Linked DNA regions of Mus musculus: region 2 is linked to region 1. The links are chromatin loops, found by intact Hi-C in ENCODE. Cell type or tissue: heart. All regions are shown on one strand.

Region 1 (8,000 bases):
GCCATTCTGAGATTGAAACACGTCCACCTGGAGCCCACGATCCCATGCTGATACTGGATCTCTGAGATGATATCAAAGACAGACAGGCAGACAGACAGACAGATGGAGCCTTGGGGCCCATGTCACAAGGAGCATATAGCCTACACTGTCAAGTATAGCTGAGCACAGGTAGGTTCAGCTGGGAGGTAGGGGACATTACTGGCCCAAGGCATGACATCCATCTTTCCAGAGAGCCAGGGGAACATGAGCCCCCCCTCCCTTTATCCCACTCTCTCTGTGCAGAGCAGTTCAAAGAGCTTGAAGCTTCTAGAAAATACTGCCAGGAACCAGGACAGAGAGCAGCAGGGCCCCGAGTCCCGGGCAGGAGAGGAAGGGCACTGCCTGCCGACAGGGACAGGAACAGGGACAGGGACAGACTGAGCTGTCCACAAAGTCAGCACAACAGGTGTGCTGGGCACAGGAGACCCAGGCCTGTAATTAAGGACTCTGGATGCCTGGTGTGAATTGCCCATTCACACCCTTGCAGGTGGCTCACACCTCTGAGGAGGAAATTGCAGGAAAAGAAAAGAAAAAACAAAACAAAACAAAACAAAACAAAACAAAAAACAAAAAAAACCAGTGTTCTATCTGGAGCCAGAGCCTGGCCAATCTGAGAGGCAGTGGATATCCCCACCCTTCGGGGACAGTCCCAGGAGGATGGTGGGCTCTACAATGGGAGCTAACTACAGCACCACAGAGCTGTGTGACCCTAGGCAAACTGCTTACCCTCTCTGTGCCTCCCAACTTGGACTTCATCAGCATTTTAGGGTAAGGCTCTGCCCAGTAGGGCTGCATATGTGGGTCGCATACTCTGTGAGCATCTTCTGCGTATCCACTGGGCACCAGGCTCCCGTGCACACTGTATGACTCTGGTGATATTGGACCTTACAGTCCAGAGTGGGGTTTTGTTCAGTAAGTAGATAATCACGTGGGCACATGCGTATCTCCACTTGGGGAGCTCGCAGGGAGAATGGGAAGGAGGGAGAGGAAGCTGGAGGGGCTACAGAGTCTCAAATCCAGGAGAAGCTCAACCTCTCCTGCCTGTGGGTGGGGTGGGGTGCGAGCAAGCGGCCAGCCGCGCAGGGAGCTTCTCTGGTGAGTACTACATAACCAGTGGCAGCTGGCAGAGCTGTGTGGGACTCAGGCTGATGAGTTTTCCTATCTTCAGATCCAAGGCTGTAGGCAGCTCACTTCAGGAGCTAGCTCACCACTGCCTGCCAGCCCATATGAACCATATCTGGGCCACGCATGGCCTAGAGTTTGTCAATGGTACCGCAGGCTGTGGTGAGCCAGGCGACAATGACAATCTGCAACAGCCAGTCTTAGGAGGGACCACAGGGCCTCTGGAGCTCCAGGGACACAGGCCCTGCCTCTGTGGGGCAATTTTCACATCCCAAGGGCTCTGCATTCTGGGAAGGTGGGCAACAGTAGGGAATACTTTACAGAGGAGACTGAGGCAGAGGGATGGTCTGGGACAGACAAGGAGCCAACAGTAAGGGCCTTCCCTTTTTTCCTTCCTTCCTTCCTTCCTTCCTTCCTTTCCTTCCTTCCTTTCTTAAAGGCATGTGCCACCACTGTCCAGCAGGCCTTCCCACAGAACAGCCATGCACCTAGACTCCCCGGTCACTGGCTGGGGACCAGGGAAAACACTCAGGCCACCTAGGAATAGGCTGTTTCTATTATATGTACTGTTAGCTATCCTCTGTAGCATCAGTGTGGTGTCTTTTGAGGAAGGAGGCACATAGCTTGTAGGCCTGGGACAGCTCAGGCGTGTTCCTCATCCTCTCAGGTACAGGCAAGGAAGAAGCTAATCTGCCCTCACACAGATGGCCTGCACCCCATGGCGAGGAAGGCAAAGTAAAGGACCTGTAGGTGAGGGGCAGAGATGGGGAGCGGAACAAGAGCACCCTAACCAGACAGCGAAGGGACAGTGCTTTTTCTATACCTCGAGAATGAAAACGTGTGAGCAGAAACTGCCCAGGGGATCTGCGGAGGGCTGTAAGAGGCCGTGGCTGTGCATCCTCCCTGCCTGCCACTCAGGCCTTCTCTTTCCCACCTTGGACTCCTGACACTAGGCTTCCAAAATTCCAAGCTGAGTCCACAGGGACCAAAGGGGAGCCTATGGCTTGGCAAGCTCCCTGTCTCCACCCCAAAGTGAGGAAGGAGAGGCCCCAAAGATGCTACAGTCACTTGGGGGGAAAGAAACCACTGGACGGCACAGCCTAAACTGTGCCCGCCAGACTGAGAATGATGCTAGTGACCCTCCCTCCCTCCTGTCTGTCTGTCCATTCCTCCCCCAGGCAGGAACAGGGAGGTAGCAGGAGTCAAGTTACAGTTCCACACCAACAGAGGAGAAAACTGAGCAAGGCTGGGTGGGCTGGCTTCCAAACATCCTAACCTTCCTCCCTGCCCCCTGTGAAAACCAAGCATCAGCTTTCAGAATGGACACTGCCTTTCCTGAAATTAGAGACTCTGGGTAAGGCCGTCCCAAGGAAGGCAATGGGGGGGGGGCCCTTGGGGCTTGTGCCCATGGCTGCAGCTACACAGCCTGAGCTGCAGTGTGTACACACACACGGTGCACAGACACTCTGAGCAGCCCTGCTGGTCCTTCCACAGGGTAGAGGGGCCTGGGCAGGCGGGTCCTCCAAGCATCCTTGGGGCTGATGGGAGATGATGAGAGAAGCCACTAAGAACCTCTGGGATTCTGCACTGTGGGTAAAGACACAGGTAGTGCTCCTACAGTTTGGGTGATGCTGAACCACAGTCACCAGCCACTGCGACTGCCCCCTCACAGAGCCTCACAGCCTCTCTCTTCCCTGGCCCTCTACAGACAGCGGCAGAAGAGAGGATACTCCGGACACAGGTGCCTTCCCTGGGGTCCTAGCACAGTGCTTCATACAAACACACATTCACCGATGTCCTCACCAAGACAACCTGGGGATGACAAGTCCTTTTATAAACATGGGAGGAAAACAGATATACAAGACCAAGCTCTGGTCAGAGCCCTGAAAGCCACATGGCCAGCTTAGATGTGCAGTCTTGAGCAGGCTGTGCCTCGAGTTCACTTTGGCCAGCTTCAAGTTCACTTTGGCCACAGCAGAAGCCCTCCCATGCCCAGGGCTGCGAGTTCCAAGCCAGCCAGCATGGCAGGCACCAGGCACAGAGCCCAGCACACAGGCACATACCAGGAACGTGGGTTGTGACTCCGGGTGTATCTACCATGAGAAGCGCCCCCAATCCTGCCTGACACAGTAGGTCAACCAGTTCTCCCAAACCCTGAAGCCTTCCTTCCCCTCAGTCAGTGACCTTCCGCTGGCCGGTGGGTGGCTTTGTGTAGAATCAGAGCTGAGGCACGGGCCTCGCATCCCTGGGAAAGTCTCACAGTGACCCCTGCTGTCCACCACTGCAATCGGCCCCAGCTCTCTATCTATCCACTGGGAAGCTAACAAAAGCGAGGCAGTGCCTGTCCAGGACAGTTCCAGCTTCAGGGGTTTAGGACCGCTCAGTCAGAACAATGGCGGAGGGGAAGAGACGCCGAGTGTAAGTACATTCCGCAGACACTAATTCCCTGTCTGCTAAAGAGGAAGTATAATACACAGATCAAACAAAGCACCTTCCCCTGCCTTGCAGTCTATTGTTTCCCTGGATAAATGTCATCCCTGATACACCGTGGATCCGGGCGACACTGTCATCTTGGAGGGATGTGGTTCCTGATCAACACGCACGGTTCTTAGCAACTCCTTTTGAAGCGGCAGCTGTGAGATTGGGACTCTTTAAAAAAAAAAAAAAAAAAAAAAAAAAAGAGGCAGAGGCACCACAGGCGAGCCGGGAGCTAACACTCTCCCTCTCTTTTTGACTGTTGTGCCGGATGCTGGTATGTGGGGAAAAAAGAAAAGAAAAAGAAAAAAGCGCCCCTTGTCCCAGACTGTGACCCGTATCACTAGGCACCGGAGCTCAGACATCAGAGGGGACAGCATGCAGCACTGATTGAGCTGACTGCAGCGGTGAACACCCCCACCCCAGGGGATGGGGAAGAACAGGGAGAAAAGGGATGGGTTTTGAAGCCGATTCCCCAAGCAGCATCCCATCTCTTAACCTCCCAGCAAGAGGAGAGACGCAAGCCTCACAAAGATAATTCCCTCTCTAACTTAGCACTTGTCATGTAGCCTTGCAAGACGCAGACAGGTCATTCTACCAGAGACATCACCCGAGACAGTGACAAGCAGAGGCTGAGCGCTCCTGACATGGCTCCTCCCCAGGCAGAGCCTCAGCAGGCCACGGTGGGGGGGGGGGGCGGGGTGGAGGGGCACTCAAGGCCCCTGTGTTCTCCAAAATCCCAGCTGAACCTCGGCGAATGGCACAGAAAGGTTAAACGCCCCACCTCATGCTCTGAGAACGCGTGCCTTGGGGTGCCTCATGATCCAGTGCCCCCTCATGGGATCACAGAAATGTCTCCTTTAACTTGAGACTCAATACAGGGCCACCCAAGTGAAAATGCTCTTCTATGCACATATGGGGTGGTCAGCCTGAGGCCTGTGTGGATCAGACTGTAAGAGTTCACATACAGAGGGAGGAGACATGGCTGCCTCAGTGGTTAAAAGCACTGGGTGCTCTTCCAGGGGACCCGGGTTCATTCCCAGCACCCAAATGGCAGCTCAGTGGTCACTCCAGTTGCAGGTGATCTCATGCCCTCCTCTGGCCTCTGGAGGCACTGCATGCACACAGTTCGTGAGTGGAAGTTACATGCTCATACATAAAACAAAAAGGTTGGGGAAAAAAGAATTTAAACTGATGGACCACCTTTCAAACCACGAGCAGAATGAGCCTGACGAAACCCAGGCTCCTGCATCAGGCTCCTGTGTGCCGTCACGGCCAGGGAAGGAGAGCCCTGAAGTTAAAGACAACCTACCCCTGTCCCAGCCAGGCTGTCTTTGACTCTCGTCACTTGCCTGGGCCCTAAGCCGAGACTGCATCCTGTACTAACAGACCATGGCCTGTGTTCTGTATGTCACATTCACTGTCCTCCCAAAATGGCTTTTTCCAGAGAGCAACTGAGGCCAGTATCTTAATCCCATGAGGACAACAGGGTCCTCTGGGGACCTGAGGTGAAGGTCCCAGTGTCTGGGACCCACCTTGAAGGAAATGACTCTCCAGGAGCAAAGCCTGCATGGAGGGATATCGGTAAATCCCACAGGGGAACCACAGGCTGCAGCCACCAGAACTGCTATCTCTCCTGATATCTGGGGACAGTGCTAAAGTACAGGCACACACCCAGACATCCTCCTGCCTCTGAGAAGGGAGGTCAGGGCACTCTTGTACCATAATCTCTGAGATTACGGAAGCCAGACCAAAGGCAAAGTTTAGAAAGCCCCATTGTGGGCTTAAAGCACTATCAGTCAGGACCTGGGAAGCCTCGCAGCCTCCAGGGGGCGCTGTGCACACAGCCCAGTGTGGGGACCTACCTGAAAAGCTCCCGGATCTCCCTCTGGTTGGCCTGGAAGGGGATATTCCGCACCAGGATCTTGGAGGTCGTCTGCTTCTTGGGGACCTGCTTCTTCCGAGTTGATGTCAAGGCAGGCCTGGAATGGGGTGGGGGAAAACACCAGGTCATCTGGGCTGCCAACTGCTTGTACCTAGACCAATCCTGTCACCTGCCCACAGAAAACACCTCCTGGTCATTGCAAGTGGCCTCCAGAAGGGGCCAGGATGAAAGCACAGGAAGTCAGCCCATCCTCCGCTTGGGGTGATGGGAATGGAGTTATCTTCTCCCCTGAACAGCGTAGCCCATTGCTGCTGTCCTTGAACAAGGACCATAAGAAGGAAGGAACGCCATGAGGGAGGGCCTCAAGCATTCTGGGCCAGCACTTTACCCTCGGGCTACACTCCCAGCCCCATCTCCTCCTTTTATGATAAAAATGGTCACTGACTGGTTCAGACGGGCAGGGAAGCGGGTATGAAAGTTGGCAAGAGAAACCTTAATTGTGAAGAACCCCAAGTGGCTGAGGAATTGGGGTGTGTAGGTGGCAGAGGTGGGGCATTTAAGAACCATGAGACACCAGGACAATCAGCACCAAGGTCAGACCAAGGTCAGACACAGAGAGCTGCCACCCACCCAAGGACAGAGAAGACATCTGAGGACTCACTTAGTGGCCCGTTCAGAGATCCGTACTTCCAGCTTATGGCCGTCCACAGTGTGACCCTAGAACACAGAAAGACCAGGCCTGGTCACTAACCCATCCTTGCCCTTTTCCAGCACACAGCCTGTCTCAGGCAGAGGGGCTGGTGGGAACCAAGGACAGAGATGGCTTTAACACAAAAGCAGTCCTGAGCCAAGCAGCCAGTGGCCAGAGAGGGCCAGTCTCCTAGGAATTCCGAACCTCCTAGCTACTCAGGGAGCTATTTCTACCACAGAGGCATATTCAGGGAGAGGAGCCTGCAGGTCTGGCTTGCAGAGAGCTCGCTCTAGTTCATAGGCTCTTTATGGAAGGCTCTAACCCACCCGAGCCACAGGTAAGCTAGGCTGGAACTGCAGTCCCCAGCTGCAAAGCTGCTGCATTAGCAAAATGACCCCTGGAAATCCCTCCGATATCCCAGGAAACGCAGCGAGTGGGGCTTTGGACGCCCTATCCCTGGCAGTGATGTGCACACATGTTTGTGCACAGGAGAGCACATGGCACACATGCAAATGCTGCACCACCAACTTGAGAACCACCAAAGAGAAAATATGGACCACAATCTTCAGAGTTTAATTTGAATCTCAGACAAGATCTGGGACCGCAGTGCGGATTTCTAGTAAGCAAAAGACAAAACCTCACAGGGCCCATGCTGAGCTGTGGCCTCTGCCCTGCATGGCCTGATGACTGTCAATGCAGGGGGCTCTACTGTTATTTTTCTTGATACAGGGTCTACTATATAGATCAGGCTAGCCTAAGACCTGCTATGTAGACCAGGCTGGTCCGGAACTCAGAGATCCTCCTGAGTACCGGCCTTGTGGCTGTTTTCTAAGCAAGGTTCAGGTCCCTCTAGGGCTGCCACGGGCCACAGGCCACAGGCCTGCTCTTGCTGTGGAGGATCACAATCTGCCTTTGTCTTAGCCCCTCTCCCGACTTGTTCCTTGATCCAAGCTAGGGTGATGCCTTGTGATGGGATGCAAGGGTTCCCCATTACCCCCAGGCTTCACAGCAGCTCAGGAAACAGTCCCAAAACTCCAGTTAGAGCTTGCTCGGTCTTCCGCTGCCTTCAAGTCTGGTGCTAGCCCTCCAAAGGACCTAAGGCTAAAGCTGGGCGACTACACCTCCTTCCTCCATCCCAGTATCCTGTTCTCCATCCTGCCCATCATGCTGACTTCTCTGCCTCTCACATCTACAAAGCTCATCCCTGTCTCAGAGTCCCTGCTGTCCCCACCTTCTAGCTGCTCCCTCCCAGAGCTCTGAGCAGGTGACTTCTGTCATGACAGGTACTAGTCTCCTGTCACCTCCTTAAGGAGCCCTCTTTGTGTTTTCTGCAGTATCCCCCAGGGAGGCGTGATTTCCATGGAGCGCCCGTGACCATGCTCTTGCGCATCTGTCCAGGTCTGAAGCCCGTCTTTCCCAGCAGAGGGAGGAGCAAGCACATCTGGTTCAGTCATGTCCAATAGACACACGGGCCTGAGTGTGTATACAGCCCCACTCGCTGCGTTTCCTGGGATATCGCAGGGATTTCCTGGGGTCATTTTGCTAATGCAGCAGCTTTGCGTCTAGGGACTGCAGTCAGAGCCTAGCTTATGGGTGGCTCAGGTGGGTTAGAACACACCATAGAGCCTGCAGAATAGAGCGAGCATGTTTGGAATCGTGGTAAACAAACAAGCAAGTCAAAGTGACCACGGAGGGTGAGAGAGGCCCTTACTCTTTCTTGGACTCCCTTGGGCCCTGGTCTCACCATGGTGACCCAGGAATCCCTGTCTTACCTGGAGCTGCTTGAGG
Region 2 (8,000 bases), 300 kb before region 1:
GGCTTCTAGGAGACAAATGGCCTTCCCACTCAGCCTTTCACAGACTTTGTTCTACCAAGTTTCCCTGGACCTCCACTGGCACCTGCAGGACACTGTCTTGGGGCAGGTGAGGGTATAGTCCTTCCTCGCTGTGGCCCTGGGCCCTTGCAGGCATCTGGGATGCTAAAATGCGCTCATGAGAGCGGGACTGAGGTCGGCCAAGTGAGACTTTCTCAAGAACTTTCTTGTTAAGTTGTCTGGTGTGTGTATGTGTACATGTGTGTGTGTGCATCTGTATGTGTGGTGTGTACATGTATGTGGGGGTGTACATGTGTGCGGGTGTACTTGTGTGCGTGGGTGAGAGTTGGGGATGGGGTCCAAACACAGGAACCAATTCCCTGAACCTTTCTCTTCCGTCCCAGCGTGAGCTCTGCTGTGCCCACGAATGGAGCTCCCTGATGCCCTGGGACTCAAGTGTCCCACACAGACACGTGGCTGGAGTACCTAAGCAGCTGGAGACTCCTCTCTCCTCTCGAGTCCCCTCCCCTCCTCCTCTACTCTTCCTCTTTCCCCTTTCCATCCCTTTCCCCATGTCCTTCCTTCTTTCTTCTCCTTACTTCCCCATCCCCCAGCTGCTGTCACAGCCTGTCTTCAGAAAAGCCAGGGACCAGTCCTCAGCTTTCTAAACAGGACTCTCTACAAACTTCACACACTGCCAGAAAGCCATCAGGGGTTCTGGTGGAGATGGGGTTGGGGTTACAACCCCCCTCTCCCCACACAGTGCTTTTAGAATCTACCACAGCCAGGGCACCCCAGAGGAACAGAAAGGGAACCCGATGCATGTGTGGGCTGAGTCATAGTTGTGTGACCTTGGGCAAGTCCCTCAACCTTTGTTAGCTTCCTGAGGGGACAACAACACCTTCCAGGATGCTTGCAGAGAAGTCACTGGGAAGGTGTTTATTCTAGTGCTCCGGAGCCAGCAGGAAGTAGGCAAGGCCTGATAGGTTTGTTAAAATCAAAACAACAAAACCCACACAAAACCAAGCTGCTCATCTGGTCAAGGAACTAGAGACTAAATATGGCTCTGTCTAGACCAATGGCTCTCAACCTTCCTAATGCTGAGACCCTTTAACACAGTTCCTCATGTTGTGGTGACCCCCTGCCCCCAACCATACAATTACTTCATCGCTACTTCATAACTGTAATTTTGCTACTGTTATGAATCACAATGTAAATATCAGATATGTGACCCCCCCCCCCAAAGAGGCCATCTGCAGGTTAAAAACCAATGGTCTAGAAGGTTGTCATGAACCTGAAAGATGTTCTGAGCTGGCAGGTAACCCCATGGCTGTGCTCTGAGCACAACGCTGGGCTTCAAAAGTCAAAGGAAGACCAACAGAGTCTCCTAACTGGACCCTTGGGGCTCTCAGAATCTGATTCACCAACCAAAGAACATACAAGGGCTGGACCTAGGCTTCCTATTCATATCTAGCTGATGTACAGCTTGACCTTCATGTGGGTCCTGAATAACTGGAATGGGGGCTACCCCAAAAGCTGTTGCCTGTACTTGGAATGTGTTCTACTAGCTGGGCTGCTTTGTCTGACCTCAGTGGGAGAGGAAGCACCTAGTTGCACAGAGATTTGAAGTGGTAGGGTTGGGGTGCGGGGTGGTGTGTGTGGGGAGGGAGGATACCCAGGAAAAAGAGGCTGGACAGACCTCTCCTCACCACAGTGCCTGGCATTCCGGGTGATGGGTTTTTCTGCCTTTTGTTGATCTGAACGCTCGATACAGTTCTCCATAATGAGCAGCTGGCTGTTATCTGGTGACGACCTAAGAGCTTCTAAGAGGTGCATGCAAAGGGGAAATTTTGGCCACCTTGCAGGAATCTTTCGAGGGCCACAAGGACCATGGAACAGGTTCCTCTTCTTGAGCTCATTTCAAGCAGCTCATTCTCCCTGTCCCCAAACCCTCTTCACCGATGCTAAAGTGGACCAGCTCCCCCTCCTGAGCGTGAGTGACAAGGGACCCAAAGGTGGACACTTCCACTCATTTCCACACCGTTTCTGCCTGTCTGGGCCTATCAGGCCTAAATAGGAAGGGAGGGAATGAAGCAGTCGTCCCAGCTTCTGCTTCTCCAAGATAGGAAACTGGGGCAGAGAAGAGAGAGGCTTTGTTTTTAGGTGTGGTCTCAGGTCTCCTAAATCATATTCAACCCGAGTGATTAGAGTACTCACTCACCCAGAATACATGAAGTCATGGGTTCGATCCCTAACCCCCCCCCCCACAGCAGTCACAGTGGGGCACACCTGTAATCTCTGTGCTAAGGAGGCATTGCCTCAAGTTCGAGGCTAGCCTGGGGTTATATAGCAAGACTCTGTCCCAAAACACAAAGCAACGGCAACAGCAACAGCAACAGCAGCAGCAGCAGCAACAACAACAACAACAACATCAACAAAAGTCATAGCCATTTCTGTCTGTCTAAAGGCAGTGCACACTCCACAAGGCTTGAAGAACCACAGGCTCACTCTCCAGAACCCGTCCTCCCCAGCAGCCTTAAAGATGACTGTACCTTGCTGGGCACATGACCATAGCATTTTCTGCTTTTGTTTGCAGCCATCTGGAAATCACATGCAATATAAATAGGGATGAACTCAGAATCCCACGCTGGAGAGATGGCTCAGCGGTTAAGAGCACTGACTGCTCTTTCAGAGGTCCTGAGTTCAAATCCCAGCAACCACATGGCGGCTCACAACTGTCCATAGCTCCAAGATTTGACACCCTCACATTCAGACATACATGCAGGCAAAACACCAATGCACATGAAATAAAAATAAATAAATAAATAAAATTAAAAAAAGAAGAAATTAGAATCTCTCCCAGTCCCCACCCCCTCTATGAGACAAGGTCTCACTATGTAGCTCAGACTGGCCTAGAACCTGCTATCCTCTTACCTCAGCTTCCCAAGTGCTGGGATTTATAGGTGTACATCCGGAATGCTAGACTACACTTCTTTTTGACATAATTGAAGGAGACAGAAACAAGCACCTGTTCATTTCTCAGTCATCCTGAAGACCTACTATGCACCTGGCTGGCTTGTGATCTGGATCAAAGCACCAGAGACAATTGTCCACTACAGAAAGTCCCCAAATGGGACTAGCAAGAGGGATCAGTTGGTAGAGGCGTTTGCTACAAAGTCTGATGCATGTGAGTCCCATCCCCGGGATCCATCTGGAGGAAGGGTCCCAAATGTTGTCCTCTGGTCTCTGCACACACATACACACACACACACACACACACACACACACACACACACACACACACACACACACAGAGTAAAAAAAAAAATGAAATAAAAAAAGGAACAAAACTAAAGCTAAAGCCACTAGCTTAGTTGTCCTTAACCTTCCTAAGGCTGTGACTTTTTAATACACTTCCTCACATTGTGGTGATCCCTGACCATAAAATTATTTCTGGTGCTACTTCATAACTGTAATTATGTAATTATAATGTAACTATCTGTGTTTTCTGATAGTCTCAGGTGAGCCCTGTGAAAGGTTTGTTGTCTTTTTTTTTTCTCCTGGGGGTCTCGACTCATAGTTTGAGAATTACTGCCCTAGTGGGTGGGGGAGGGGTCTTTGTAACTGTCAAGTTGTAATTTTGGGGACACCTACCCTGACTCTCAAGATACTGGATGAAAAAAAGACCACACAGAGTTGAGGGAAAAAAGAATTTTTTTATTAATCTTTCTTTTTTGTTAAAAAAAAGTTGATTTTTTTTTGTTTTTTTTTTTGTTTGTTTGTTTTTGTATTTTTTTGTGTGTGTTTTATTTTGTTGTTGTTGTTTTTTTTTGTAAACCTCTTTCTGGCTCCCCTCCCCAACTCTGCCCCACCCTCCTCTTAAAAATATAAAAATGTCCAGCCCCAGATAACTAGAGTACAATAAATAAACAGTAGACACAAAAACATACTTTATTTGTTTCTTCTTTATACAAAATAAGGAAACTAGAAGCGTCCGACTTCCAAAAAAGTATAATACTGTTCGTCCTGATGGCCCAGCCTCCAGGTCCCGGGCAGGGAGAGTGATCCGTGGGCAAATGCTCAATGACTTGGCGCCCGGCTCAGGGTCAGAGCAGGGTGGGAGGGTTCGAATCCTGCCAGGCCCCTCAGACTCAAAGTATGGAGGAGCAGGGAGTTGGGCTCAGGAAGGCCAGGCCCAGACCGCGCACCTTCCTAGACAAGCTGACATTGAGCCACCAGGGGGCGCCAACTCGCAGGTGGATTTGTCTTCCTGCAAAGCCACCATTCACCGGCGGTCCTCCTCATTTTTCTTCTCTGGCTGAGCTTTCCTCAGCTCGCTCGCGCTCTCTCTCTCTCTCTCTCTCTCTCTCTCTCTCTCTCTCTCTCTCTCTCTCTCTCTCTCTCTCTCTCTCTCTCTCTCTCTCTTTCTCTCCCCCTTTCAACCTCTCTTTCTTTCTTTCCTTCCTTCCTTCCTTCCTTCTTTCTTTCTTTTTTTAAAAGAGAAAGTGAGAAATAGGATTTCACAATGCCTCGGCTCGCAGGGAGGGGTAGTGCCATGGTCTCCGCTCCTTGGCCTCATCCCCCTCTCTTAGTTCAAGGAGGTGATGATGGGTGGGGGATCCGGAGGGCTTCTAAGATGTGCTTGGAATCTCGACCCTTCAGAATATTGACTTTGGTCCCGAGAAATTGCGCAGGCGCGTGCCAAAGCTCTGAGGGGTGGTGATGCGAGTGGCCTGGTTGGGTGCGAACCCACGAGAGGACTCTTGAGGCTTACCCAGGCGGCGTCCCGTCCCGGGCTTGGTGGCAGGGGGACAACTCAGCCCCTCGGCCTTACCATACGGCCGCTTCGTTGAGCTCAGGGTTGGGGTGCGACAGGGGTCCACTGTAGCCGCTGGTGCCGCTCATGGGGAAGGGCGGGCTGGGCCCGCCGCTGAACACCTCTCCCGGCATGGGGTGCAGCGCACCGGGCAGGCCCGGCTCGGGGCTCGGCGTGTCCGGATGCGAGATCATGTCGGTGAATCTGGGGTTGTCCGCGCCGTGAGGCCCGGCCAGCGGCGGTTCCAGCGCGCCCAGCGGCGTCGAGCCAGGTCCCGATGCTGCCAGGAAGCTGGAGTCGGCAGGGGACTGCGCCTGTGACGGCGGACCGTGCGCGAAGAAATCGTAATTGCCTCCCGGAGCGTAGTAGTCACTTTGGTAGTCTGCGGGAGGGAAAAGGGATAAGAGACCGTGTGAGGACAGACTGCCAGGGCCGATAGGGACCTAGGGGACCACGCGAAGGCGACTCGAGGATGCGAAGGCCAGGGCGCCCAGATAGGGCTGTCAGTACATATATGCTGAGGGTGTGTGAGAACATGCCACTGATTCTAGGTTAGACCGAGACATTGGGTGGCTCTGAGAGACTCAGGGAGAAAGCCTTGAGGTTGGGAAGAGGACCGAGGAGGACCATGGGTAAGGCTGGGAAGTAACAGAGAGAAATAAACGGAGAGACCGAGGGACTGAGAGAGACATAGATACTACCAGGACGCTGAGCAATGAGGGACACAGGCGAGGGAGGCGAGAAATCGCTGGCTCCCAAACACACAGAGAGGAGGAAATAGCCCTAGAGGCCAGAGGCGTAAAGTCAAGGGAGAGATGGAGAGATGAACCGGGTTGGTGGGGAGGTGATAGAAACTAGTCCCAGACGTGTCACCCTACTCTGAACAGCTAAGTACACGCAGAGGCGTAAGCGCAAGTACAGGAACAAACAAACAAACAAGCCGCGGTAAGGGTGCAAGGTGAAAGAAAGACTATGTGGGTAAAAAGACAGATGGGCACAGAGATAGAGAGACAGTAGACTGAGAGGAACAGGAATTGCCTTAGGCTGGGTGGCTTTAAGAAAGGAGCCTGGGGACCGAATGGCTGCTGCCAGCTCAAAGCACCAAAGTGGTTCAGAACGGGGTTGGGGCCCCAGCCAAAGAAGCAGGACCCGGCAGCGGCCAGAGCGCATGAAGCGGCGCTTTGGCCCAGGGCGCAAAGGGCGCAGAGCCAGGGACAGCGTCAGTGTCTTCTCTGGCATTTTTGCTAGTCTTGCCTAGAATTGAGAAAGCCAAGCTCAGTGTCTGTCACTGAGGGGCCCGAGGTCAGGGCCACTTGCGGGTTTCGTGTGTGTGTGTGTGTGTGTGTGTGTGTGTGTGTGTGTTTGTGTGTGTTTGTGTGTGTGTGTGTGGGGGGGGGCGTCTAGAGCCTCATGAGCCTTGCTAGGACACCCAGGATATTCTTGAAGTATTTGGGGACAGAGATCTTTGGAAGAGAGTTGACACAAATAAATGCACATCCTTCCCACAAATTCAGGGATGCAGGATTCATAGGTCAGGCGTTCAAACCATCACAAGAAATTGCTTTTGTGAGCACCCTCTGGCCTCCCCATTGATCACAGTTTCTTCCACCTCCAAATCGGGGCCCCTCCAAGATTAGGGTGCAGGACCCCACCAAAAGGAGCGCCTAACAGCCTGTTGAAAGAGACAACTCGCTTTGTAGAGCAGGGAAAACCGGCGACCTAGAGGTCAGGGTCTCTTCTGAAAACCCGCACCCTTTGCTCAGCCCTGGGGTCCGAGTTCACCGGCGGGTTCTGGATGTCATTGTCACCCCGCCCCTCTTTTTTCTTTTTCGGAAACCCTGAAACATATCCAAATCGGGGGTGGGGGTGGGTGGGAGGAGGGTTGTCTGGAGACCTTCCTGGAGTGGAGGTAGTTAAGGTAACAGCTAAAACGGCCGCCAGTTACTTTTTGAAAAAACTCAAATTCCATTCTGACCGAAAGCGAGGAAGGTTGAGAGAGAGACGAATTTGGGGGCCCTCAAAGGAACGGAAAGGAAGCGCGCTAAGCAGGGAAGGCCGTGGCTCTAGAGCCGTGCGCGCCGCCTCCGCCCATATGGCGGCCGGGCCGGAGGTAATTGGAACAAACGCTGTCTGAAAAGGGCACAAAAGCCGCAGCTGGGGCTTTGTCCGAGCTCCCACGGGGAGCCGCGGGCCCCGCCACCCGGCCCCTTTCTCGCCCGCTGACGGCCGCCGCCACCGGGATCTCCCAGTGCGGATTAGGCGGGGCTGCCGGGCTGGGGGTTGGGGGGCAGCGCCCCCATCCCCTTTTCAGAGAAAAAGAGGGTTCTGGTGTTCTGTCCCCCACCCTAACCCTCAGGTCTGCAGAGAGGGTAAGGTCGGCAGGATTAGATCAATGCAGGGTGGGCTGGTCTCCCTGAAACCTTGATTAACTACTCAGGTTGGGGCTGGGGGGGGTTGTTTCTAGGCTGGTACCGCCCCCACTATCTCCGGGCTTCGGGTCAATTTTTTTTTTTTTTTGGGGTGGAGAAGATAAGCTAGGTGGAAAGATTAGACACCCTAGGTCACGCCCATCGCCCCACAGTTCCGGCTCCCCAGTCCGCACCCCCCATCCCCCGGCGCGCCACCACATTAAAAATCACCGCTTCACGTTTTGCCAGTGATTTTCAGGGACCTTGGACTGGTCTACAGATGAACTTTCCAGACTTCCGCACATGGACGTCCGGCTTGGGGTTCTCTTACTCTCTCTACCCGGCTTTGCCTGGCTTCACCGCCACTCTACTTCAGCATTGTTTCTGAATCCACCTTTTAAAGAGAATTGCTTTTTTTTTTTTTTTTTTTTTTTTTTTTTTTTTTTTTTTTTGCCTCTGAAACTGGGTTTGGAGCCCCCAAGCAAGCCAAGGGCTCAGGGATGTTGGCTATAGACACTCCCGATGGATCCACAGATTGCAAAGCTCGGCGGTCCAGAGAAATGCAAATCCCCACAGAGGGCTCTGAGACCGGGAGGGTAGCCGGGCAGTTCCCTCCTTCCTCAGGGAGCTGGCCACAGCGAGGAACTAAGGAAGATGGGGTACCGGGATGGGGCACAAGTCCCAGGGAACAAGAGAAGAAAGGGACCAAGGAAGCAGGGTTGAGTCTATTAACAACTTCCTCCGTGCAAACCTGCCTGTCAATCTTCCCAGACTCAAAG

The links. Hi-C counts contacts between places; a loop is a spot of excess contacts. Peaks named below come from ENCODE experiments on the same cell type or tissue, not always from the same donor. Only the 100,000 strongest peaks of a DNase experiment are listed, where the experiment ranks them.
Region 2: it touches region 1 in a loop (9-fold over the local background); 17 of 42 quality-filtered maps call a loop at or near these places.

What each region holds. Positions count from the first base shown.
Region 1 is chr5:120,141,615-120,149,614 of GRCm38, reverse strand. It overlaps Rbm19 (RNA binding motif protein 19), which reads right to left. Exons shown (of 24, transcript NM_028762.1): 19 at 7,985-8,000; 20 at 6,183-6,238; 21 at 5,502-5,618. Among named protein-coding and RNA genes, the nearest start is that of Gm10390, 6.4 kb to the right of the region's middle. In heart, CTCF peaks have their summits at 3,434 (motif pointing left), 4,741 (motif pointing left) and 5,458 (motif pointing right); no DNase peak of the experiment used is centred here; H3K27ac peaks cover 1,687 bases.
Region 2 is chr5:120,437,153-120,445,152 of GRCm38, reverse strand. Lhx5 (LIM homeobox protein 5) reads right to left here. Exons shown (of 5, transcript NM_008499.5): 5 at 3,696-5,195. The coding sequence ends at 4,828. Among named protein-coding and RNA genes, the nearest start is that of Lhx5, 9.3 kb to the right of the region's middle. In heart, a CTCF peak has its summit at 4,219 (motif pointing right); a DNase peak (open chromatin) is centred at 4,182; H3K4me3 peaks cover 1,714 bases; H3K27me3 peaks cover 7,014 bases.